2 separate regions of the Homo sapiens genome follow, and region 2 is linked to region 1. Evidence: read pairs that join two places in POLR2A ChIA-PET (ENCODE). Cell type or tissue: A673. All regions are shown on one strand.

Region 1 (4,000 bases):
GCTTAGAAATTAAGAATAAAAGTGAATTCATAGACAGTTTAAAGTGACTATGATAGAGTAGGAAAGCTACAGGTGATTTCTCATCCTACCTCATTTTCTAAGCCTCCTTTAATGTTATATTCTTTCAATGATAATACATTGTAATGTATTATTATCTTTTTTTAAATCCAAAGAATTTGTGAGGGAGGAACAGGTAATAAGTAGCAAGGGGACTGTGGACATCGGAGGAGAGGGGTTGAAATGTGAGGAGGTTTGCAGGATTTTCGGAGGTGAAGAGAGGAAGGGAAAGCACCAGAAAATTGGCTCTGTGGTCATAGGTGCCTTGGATGTGAGGGAATATGAATCCATTAATTGGGCCTGGCAGTTCTGGGTTACCCAAAGGCAAACTAAGCATGTTCTTAAGGAGGAGTGAAGCAGGGGCATTCACATCCATTAAAAATAGTTGATATTTGACATTTCTTTTTTTTTTTTTGAGATGGAGTCTCGCTCTATGGCCCAGGCTGGAGTGCAGTGGCATGATCTCGGCTCACTGCAACCTCTGCCTTCTGGTTCAAGCGATTCTCCTGCCTCAGTCTTCCTAGTAACTGGGATTACAGGTACCCACCACCACATATGGCTAATTTTTTTTTTTTTTTGAGATGGAGTTTCTCTCTTGTTGCCCAGGCTAGAGTGCAATGGCACGATCTTGGCTCACCACAACCTCCGCCTCCTGGGTTCAAGCGATTCTCCTGCCTCAGCCTCCTGAGTAGCTGGGATTACAGGCATGCACCACCATGCCTGGCTTATTTTGTATTTTTAGTAGAGACAGGGTTTCTCTGTGTGGGTAGGGCTGGTCTCAATCTCCCGACCTCAGGTGATCCGCCTGCCTTGGACTTCCAAAGTGCTGGGATTACAGGTGTAAGCCACTGCGCCTAGCCTTTTTTTTTGTATTTTTAATAGAGACGGGGTTTCACCATGTTGGCCAGGCTGGTCTCAAACGTCTGACCTCAAATGATCTGCCCGCCTTGGCCTCCCAGAGTGTTGGGATTACAGGCGTGAGCCGCTGCGCCTGGCGATATTTGGCATTTTGAGTAAACATGAACGAAATCTCATGGGGCCAGGGAGGATGAGATCTTTACTGGACTTCCTTACATGTATTTTATAATTTGATCTTGTTTTTATTTTGGAATGGATGGTGGGAGAGACACAGCCTTCTCTGTGGTTGGTGTCTCTGAAGGTCTGCATCTGGCCCTGGGCTTGAATCTTATTGTTCAATCAGCTACACATTAGTCTTGTACTCCACGAGCGGCAGTTGCATTTATTTTCAGGCCAGCATATTGCTGTGTGGAGGTTCAGTGCAGTGCTGAAACAGTTAACAGACCTCCTCAAAGCACCTCCACCTGCACCCTCTAGGACTAACTCTCTCAGCTAGGAAGGCTTGGGGCTTCGCTGTCTCCAGACACTCACTCACTTTAATAAGATTGTTTACCAGGTGGTGCCATGCACAGCATCTCAGGCTTCTCCTGAAAATCCCAGGAGGGAAAAACCAAGGCTAGCGTTGGCTGAGTGAGTCTCCAAGGTCACAGCCAATGGCAAAAGGTGGAATCAGCTCCCTCCCTGAGCTTGCATCAAACCGCGGAGGCCGGGTGGCATTTTATAAACTGCAACCTGTTGCGTTGAATTAGAACCCTGGGTCTCTACCCACATGAGCGAGGGAGGGGGTCCCCCTGCAGGTGGATCTCTGTAACTGCGGCTCCCTCTGCCCTCTCTCTAGGGGCCTGGTATTTCCCCAGAGCCTCCTCCCAGGCCAGGGAGATGCCACAGTGCCCGACTTTGGAAAGCCAGGAAGGGGAAAACTCCGAAGAGAAGGGGGACAGTTCCAAAGAAGATCCAAAAGAAACCGTCGCGCTGGCTTTTGTGAGAGAGAACCCAGGGGCACAAAACGGACTTCAGAATGCCCAGCAGCAAGGCAAGAAGAAGAGGAAGAAAAAGAGGTTAGGATTGAAAGCTGGGGAATGGGGAGCCATGTTGGTAATAACAGGAAGGACTTGGAGGGAAGGGGGTCTTGGCTGATGATGAGAGAGTAAAGGAGAAACTGTGTGCTGAGACTGTCAACATCTCACCACTTTTGGTTCATATAAAAAGAATCTACTTTCGATGATCTGTTTTATAGAATCAAATGATTGTGTGTGTAATCTAAAAAACCATGCCTTGTCCTAATTTTCATTCTATTTGTGTTTAGGATGCCTTTAAAAAATAGCAGGAAAAGAAGATTTCCTTGTTTTAAGAAGGCGCTGATTTGTCCTGGAAATTTAGTACGCCTTCAGTATGATAGCACCATACTGACTTATCAGGATCCAACTGCAGCTTGTGCATTCCAGTTCTTGTTTAATATTTCACCATGCCTTGCTCCATTCAGACTGATTGATGAAGGAAAGCTTGTCCACTTTCTTATTCATAGCTTCCCTTAATGGGGGGAAGAGGAAGGAGACAAGTATTTTGGCCAAAAATATTTTCAATTCCTGTCCCTGATGAGCCAGTGGAGTAAAAGGCTTGAGGCAATGATGTTAGTGAGAAGCTGCAAGCAAGATCAGCTGTAATTGCAATACAGAATTTCTACCTTCTGGGTAGAGTAATAGTACCCTGATGCCATGTTTTCCACCATGCTGTACCCCCTTGGACTCGTGTCCTCAGCAACAGGGACGGTCAAACCAGGCTTAGCATGGCAGGCTAGATTTCAGACAGCTCCACCTGGGACAGGATGTTTCTGGATACAGTCACTTGTTCTGGCAAGTGTGTCTCTGTCTTGCTGCTTTCCTTTTTCTCTTTTCCAGATGATTGGTGATCAATCTATCCAGCTGCCGGTATGAGAGTGGTGAGCATCTACATTCAGGAGATCTATAATGGGGACCCACTGGATTCTCCCAAAGGGTTGGGAAGAGTCACTCTTGTATATTTGTGAGGATGAAAGGGCGTATCTTCAAATCCTGTCCTTCAGTTCTCCTAGCTCAATGAACTATTTAATTAAAGAGGTTGGGAATCCTATTCCAAGAGTCATGGGTTTTCACCACAATGGTGTGTACTTCAACTATCTGTAATTCTTATATATAGTGATTTGGGGATCTACTTGTAAAAGAGACAGCTGTTGCTGCAGCCAGTGGCTCTGTTTCAGAGTACAAGTTACAAACTTGCAGTTCGTGAACTGAATCTGATCTACAGACCTATTTTCTATTTTAGAACACAGTGTTGCTGTTGCTGTTTTTTTTTTTTGTTTTTTTTTTTGACACGGAATCTTGCTCTGGAGTGCAGTGGCGTGATCTCAGCTCATTGCAACCTCTACCTCCTAGGTTTAAGTGATTCTCCTGCCTCAGCCTCCCTAGTAGCTGGGATTACAGGCAAGTGCCACCATGCCCGGCTAAATTTTTGTATTTCTAGTAGAGATGGGGTTTCGCAGCATTGGCCATGCTGGTCTAAAACTCCTGACCTCAAGTGATCCACCCGCCTCGGCCTCCCAAAGTGCTGGGATTATAGGTGTGAGCCACTGTGCCCGGCTCTTGCTGTATTGTATTGTATTGCATTTATTTATTTTATTTTTGAGACTGGGTTTCACTCTTGTTGCCCAGGCTGGAGTGCAATGGCACAATCTCGGCTCACCGCAACCTCTGCCTCCTGGGCTCAAGCGATTTTCTTGCCTCAGCCCCCTGAGTAGCTGGAATTACAGGCATGCACCACCTCGCCCAGCTAATTTTGTAGTTTTAGTAGAGATGGGTGTTTCTCCATGTTGGTCAGGCCGGTCTTGGGCTCCCAACCTGAGGTGATCTGCCCGCCTCAGCGTCCCAGAGTGTTGGGATTACAGGCATGAGCCACTGCGCCTGGCCATTTATTTATTTTTTTTGAGATGGAGCCTCGCTCTGTCGCCCAGGCTGGAGTGTAATGGCATGATCTTGGCTCACTGCAACCTTCGCCTCCCGGGTTCAAGTGATTCTCCTGCCTCAGCCTCCTGAGTAGCTGGGAGTACAGG
Region 2 (4,000 bases), 170 kb after region 1:
ACAGCAAAGGGAAATAACTCCTTGAAAAGCCAAAGGAATACAAGCCACCACTTCTCAGACCTTTCCCCTATGAGATCCAGATACTACAGGCTAAAGGGAGTTTGAACCTGAAATGAGCCAGATAATTGCCCCAATTCTCTGTACCTTATTGAAGAGGTAGTTACAGGCCAAGGGGTCCAAGGGGCCTCACTTTTATAGACATTGCTCTAAGTCAAAAGAATACATTATACATATACAGCTGAGACACACACCCTCCGTCCTAGGCTGGCTCTCTGTGAACAAAGCAGGTTTCCTCCTTGCCACTCACCCCCACCCCCCATACCACTTTCCCCCTCCTCTTTTCTCTTCGTCCTCCTCCTTATTATTAATAGTTACTATTTACTAAATGCTGCCTGTGCACCTGGTATTGTGCTAAATGCTAGACACATAGTACATCATAGTACATTAATTAATCCTTACATCAACTTTAAGAGTTAAGACACCAGATTTTACAGATGCAGATACTAAGAGTTACTTTTCAAGCATGAAGCACGTGTGTGTGTGTGTGTATGTGTGTATGTGAGAGAGAGAGAGAGAGATACAGGCAGATCTGAGTGCTCAAGTGTTATAAAGATAGAAATAAAGAAAATTGAGAATGCGGAGATCTTAAAGTTTTGAAATATAGATGCTTTAAAAGGATGCAGATAATTCCTCCTGCCCTAAAGTGAACAAAGAAGTGAGGCAATTAACTGGCTAATTCCAAGACCCAAATGCTTTCCCTTGAAATGGGCAGATAATGAGGCTGACAGTATGTTCGCAGTTGAATTCGCCTGATGTTGCTCCATTTTTTTCCCTAACTTTAGCGAATCCGTTGGGCAATCACAGTGAGATGCACAGACGTCACCCCAGACGTGCACATATTCACACACACACTCACACACAGGAATGCTGACACATACAGACCCGACTTTATTCTGCCTCTACAGTCTTTTATGACTCAGCCTCCAGAATGAAAATAGGGGTTGGAGCGAAATAATGTGTCCGAGGGTGCAGCTGCTCCAGATGTGCGCTGGGTAATTAGGCATCCTCAAGAGCTCCTGCCCGGCTGGGAAATGCACCTCTTGTGGGACTGTAGACCCCAGCAGGCGCCCCATCATAGTCTGCCCCATAGTAGGTGCCTGTCCTTTGCTGCCTGGTCCCAGCAGCCCGTCCCTCCTCTTGTTGCCTTCCTCCTCCGCAGGTGATTCTCTGGCTCCTCTGTTTTAGGAATAACTTTGCAGAAATGTCTCTCAGAGGGCTCTGCAGTATAAAATGGCATCTCTGCCACAGGGGAAGGGGAAGAGGGACCCTGGTTTCTCCTATCCTGCTCTTCCTAGGCCCTGGACGTTTCTGAGGGGCTCATTCCAGAACAAGACCTCTCTTTCCTTGCTCCACAAGAATTTAACAAAGAGGCCCTATTTGGGCCAAGAAGGAGAGTGGCCTGACTGGCCCTAACCCCCCTCGTTTGGGGGCTGTGGAGCAGTCCTGCTGCTGGCAGCTTCTCTTAGTTGTTGAGTCTCTTTCACAAAGCATTCACACTTCACAACTTCCCTTTCCAGTAGGTCTTCATCTGGGCACCTCGGGGCCTAAGGCACTTGGCCAGGGTCATGCAGCTAGGGACGTCATAAGTGAGGAGTTGGCATTTCTTGGAAGAGGGGGCTGGATTTGCCCTGGCTTTGAATCCTGTACTGGCTGTCCCTATATCCGCCTCTAGTTTTCTTATGGGCCTCCCCAAATTTGAAACCCAAGAAACGCCAAACTTCCAACATAGAAAACACCAAAAAGCTGCCTTTCTGGAGATGAATTTTGCTTACAAGAAAGACACGTTTGGAGGGGGTGAATGGTCGTGGTAATTTGGGGTAAAGAACATTCCACTTGGAATAGAGGGCTCCTCCTCCAGCCCTGCTTCACCACTTTTAATAGCTGCTCCGATCTTGGGCTAATCACTTAATTCCTTCGGACCTCAGTGTCTTCTTTTGCAAGCTGGGGGAGGGGTTTAAAGATGCTGGCGCTGCCCTCTAGCCGGCTGCTGGGGACATCAAAGGAGATTCGGGCTGTGGAAGGCTCCCTAGCGTCGGAGATGGAGTTAGGAGGTAAGGGCCAGGGGGTGGGAGCGGATGGGGCCTTGATTAGCTGTGGATTTCTGTCCCAGCGCACTCATTTAACCGTGTTTCTCTTGGTTGGCAGAGGGCGCCAAAGGCGACGTGCCGGCCGCCAGCTCCAGGCCGAGCCCCGAGCGCCTGCAGGAACACGCCCCTTCACCCGGCGCGGGACGCAGAGCTGCGAGAGAATCTTGTTCAGCGCGGACTCAACGCCAGGGCGCCGCCTAGAGGTTGGTCTCTGTCTCGGCCTCACCCGCCGGGAGACCACAGAGCTGCTTCCCCAGCCGCCCGCCGCCAGAAATTGGAAAAAAAAAAAAAAAAAAAAAAAAAATCCAGCTGGGGTCTAGGAACTCGGCTTCTGGCACCTCTGAATTCTCCGAGACTGTCTCCTCCCTCCCCGCCTGTAATGAACCCTGTGAAGGGAGACAGGCCAGGAAGTCCCAGAAATATTTATTCTTGTGACTCTCACAAAATGGAAAAGGGTCTCAATTTTTGTTTCTTTAAGGAACTTGTGTTCTGCGTCTGTGTCTACACTGCCTCCTCTCACCAACCAAATTGTCTAGCCCCCCTCCAGTTACGCTAGAACTCTGCTTTATCTTCAAGGAAGAAAGGGAGTGGGGAGAAGTTACCTCTAAACCCTCCAGCATGGCCATCAATTTTCTGAATAATTTGGAGGTCAACATGCTTTTGGAAAAGTGTTTGGAAAACGTTTGGGGGTGAAAAGAAATGTTGCCTAACTGGCCTTTACTCACGGAGTGACCATCATCTCAGCTAGTTAGTGTATGAGCGGCACCAGCACCCCGGCCATGGGTGTCTGTGCTGAGCCTCTGAAAGTTGACTTATCCTTTGGGGAGCCCTCGGAAAGACACAGCTGGTATCTATGGGAATGGCTTTGGGGTGTCCTTTGGCACCATACAGATAATTTTGTTTTTTTAATTGGAATCCATGGCCTGGGTTCTTGGGATGGGGGTAGGGGGAAGCCACAAAGCCCCTGGAAATGTATGCAAAACATATGGGTGTGCAGGTGCATCATCCTAAGGCTATGGCCTCTTCAGTTTTTCCAAAGAGTCTAAGACTATAAAAGGTTTCCATCTCCTTTTCTCAGCCAGGGAGCCACAGAGACCCAGGCCAGCAGTAGGCTGGGAGCCAGCACACCGGCCCCCACCAGGTGCCCGGTAGGGGATGGGTAATAACACTCTTGAATGGTCTGGAAACTGCTGGCCCCTCAGTCCTGCCGTCCTCCCAGAGGGAAATCCTAATAGAAGAAGTGACAGCCAGTAGCTGCCATCTCAGTATTTTGAATGAAAATATAACATGATAAAGAGCAAATGAGGGAGGCTGGAGGGGCCTCCCCATGCAAATACTGGAATATGAATGTTGGCCAGAAATAAGATACTTCCTGCCCTCCAGCTGTTAAAGAGCTCCCCAATTCCTCCCTTTTGGTGCTAGGAAGGGGCCAGAGGGCACTGCCCCCAGACCACCACCCACCTCTGGAGAGCTGGGGCCGAGTGGGACTGCCTGCAGCAGAGTTAACCCTTCAGAAAATTCAAAACCTATACTGCCTAGTATTTTCCCTGCCCGTTTATTTTTTAATCAGATTTTTAAAATATCCAGCAGCACTTTGGTGCCTTTTCTTGGGGTTGGGGAGTGGGGTTATCTATGTGTGTATCTATGGGAAGGTGGGTGCCTTCAGTGCACTAAACCCCCTCTTGGGCCTGCAGCTGGACCTCACTCCTGTACCTGAACACTCTGCCTGAGCCTGAGCTAATCTTAGCCATCCATTGTGTCTCAAAACTGTTTTGGAGGTGAATAACTGTGAGGCAGGATGGAGAACCTTTTGCTCTCCCATCCAGAAGGGCACCTAACCAGGCCCCTGGAGC

The links. Peaks named below come from ENCODE experiments on the same cell type or tissue, not always from the same donor. Only the 100,000 strongest peaks of a DNase experiment are listed, where the experiment ranks them.
Region 2: POLR2A ChIA-PET joins it to region 1 with 8 read pairs; 5 of 35 experiments call an interaction of 5 or more read pairs at or near these places.

The regions. Positions count from the first base shown.
Region 1 is chr17:48,802,745-48,806,744 of GRCh38, reverse strand. It overlaps TTLL6 (tubulin tyrosine ligase like 6), which reads left to right. Exons shown (of 16, transcript NM_001130918.3): 2 at 1,754-1,973; 3 at 2,817-2,854. Among named protein-coding and RNA genes, the nearest start is that of TTLL6, 12 kb to the left of the region's middle. In A673, a CTCF peak has its summit at 1,715; a DNase peak (open chromatin) is centred at 1,704; H3K4me3 peaks cover 888 bases; H3K27ac peaks cover 2,633 bases.
Region 2 is chr17:48,634,979-48,638,978 of GRCh38, reverse strand. It overlaps LINC03057 (long intergenic non-protein coding RNA 3057), which reads left to right. Exons shown (of 2, transcript NR_186590.1): 2 at 2,206-4,000. Among named protein-coding and RNA genes, the nearest start is that of MIR196A1, 4.4 kb to the right of the region's middle. In A673, a CTCF peak has its summit at 2,352 (motif pointing left); a DNase peak (open chromatin) is centred at 2,308.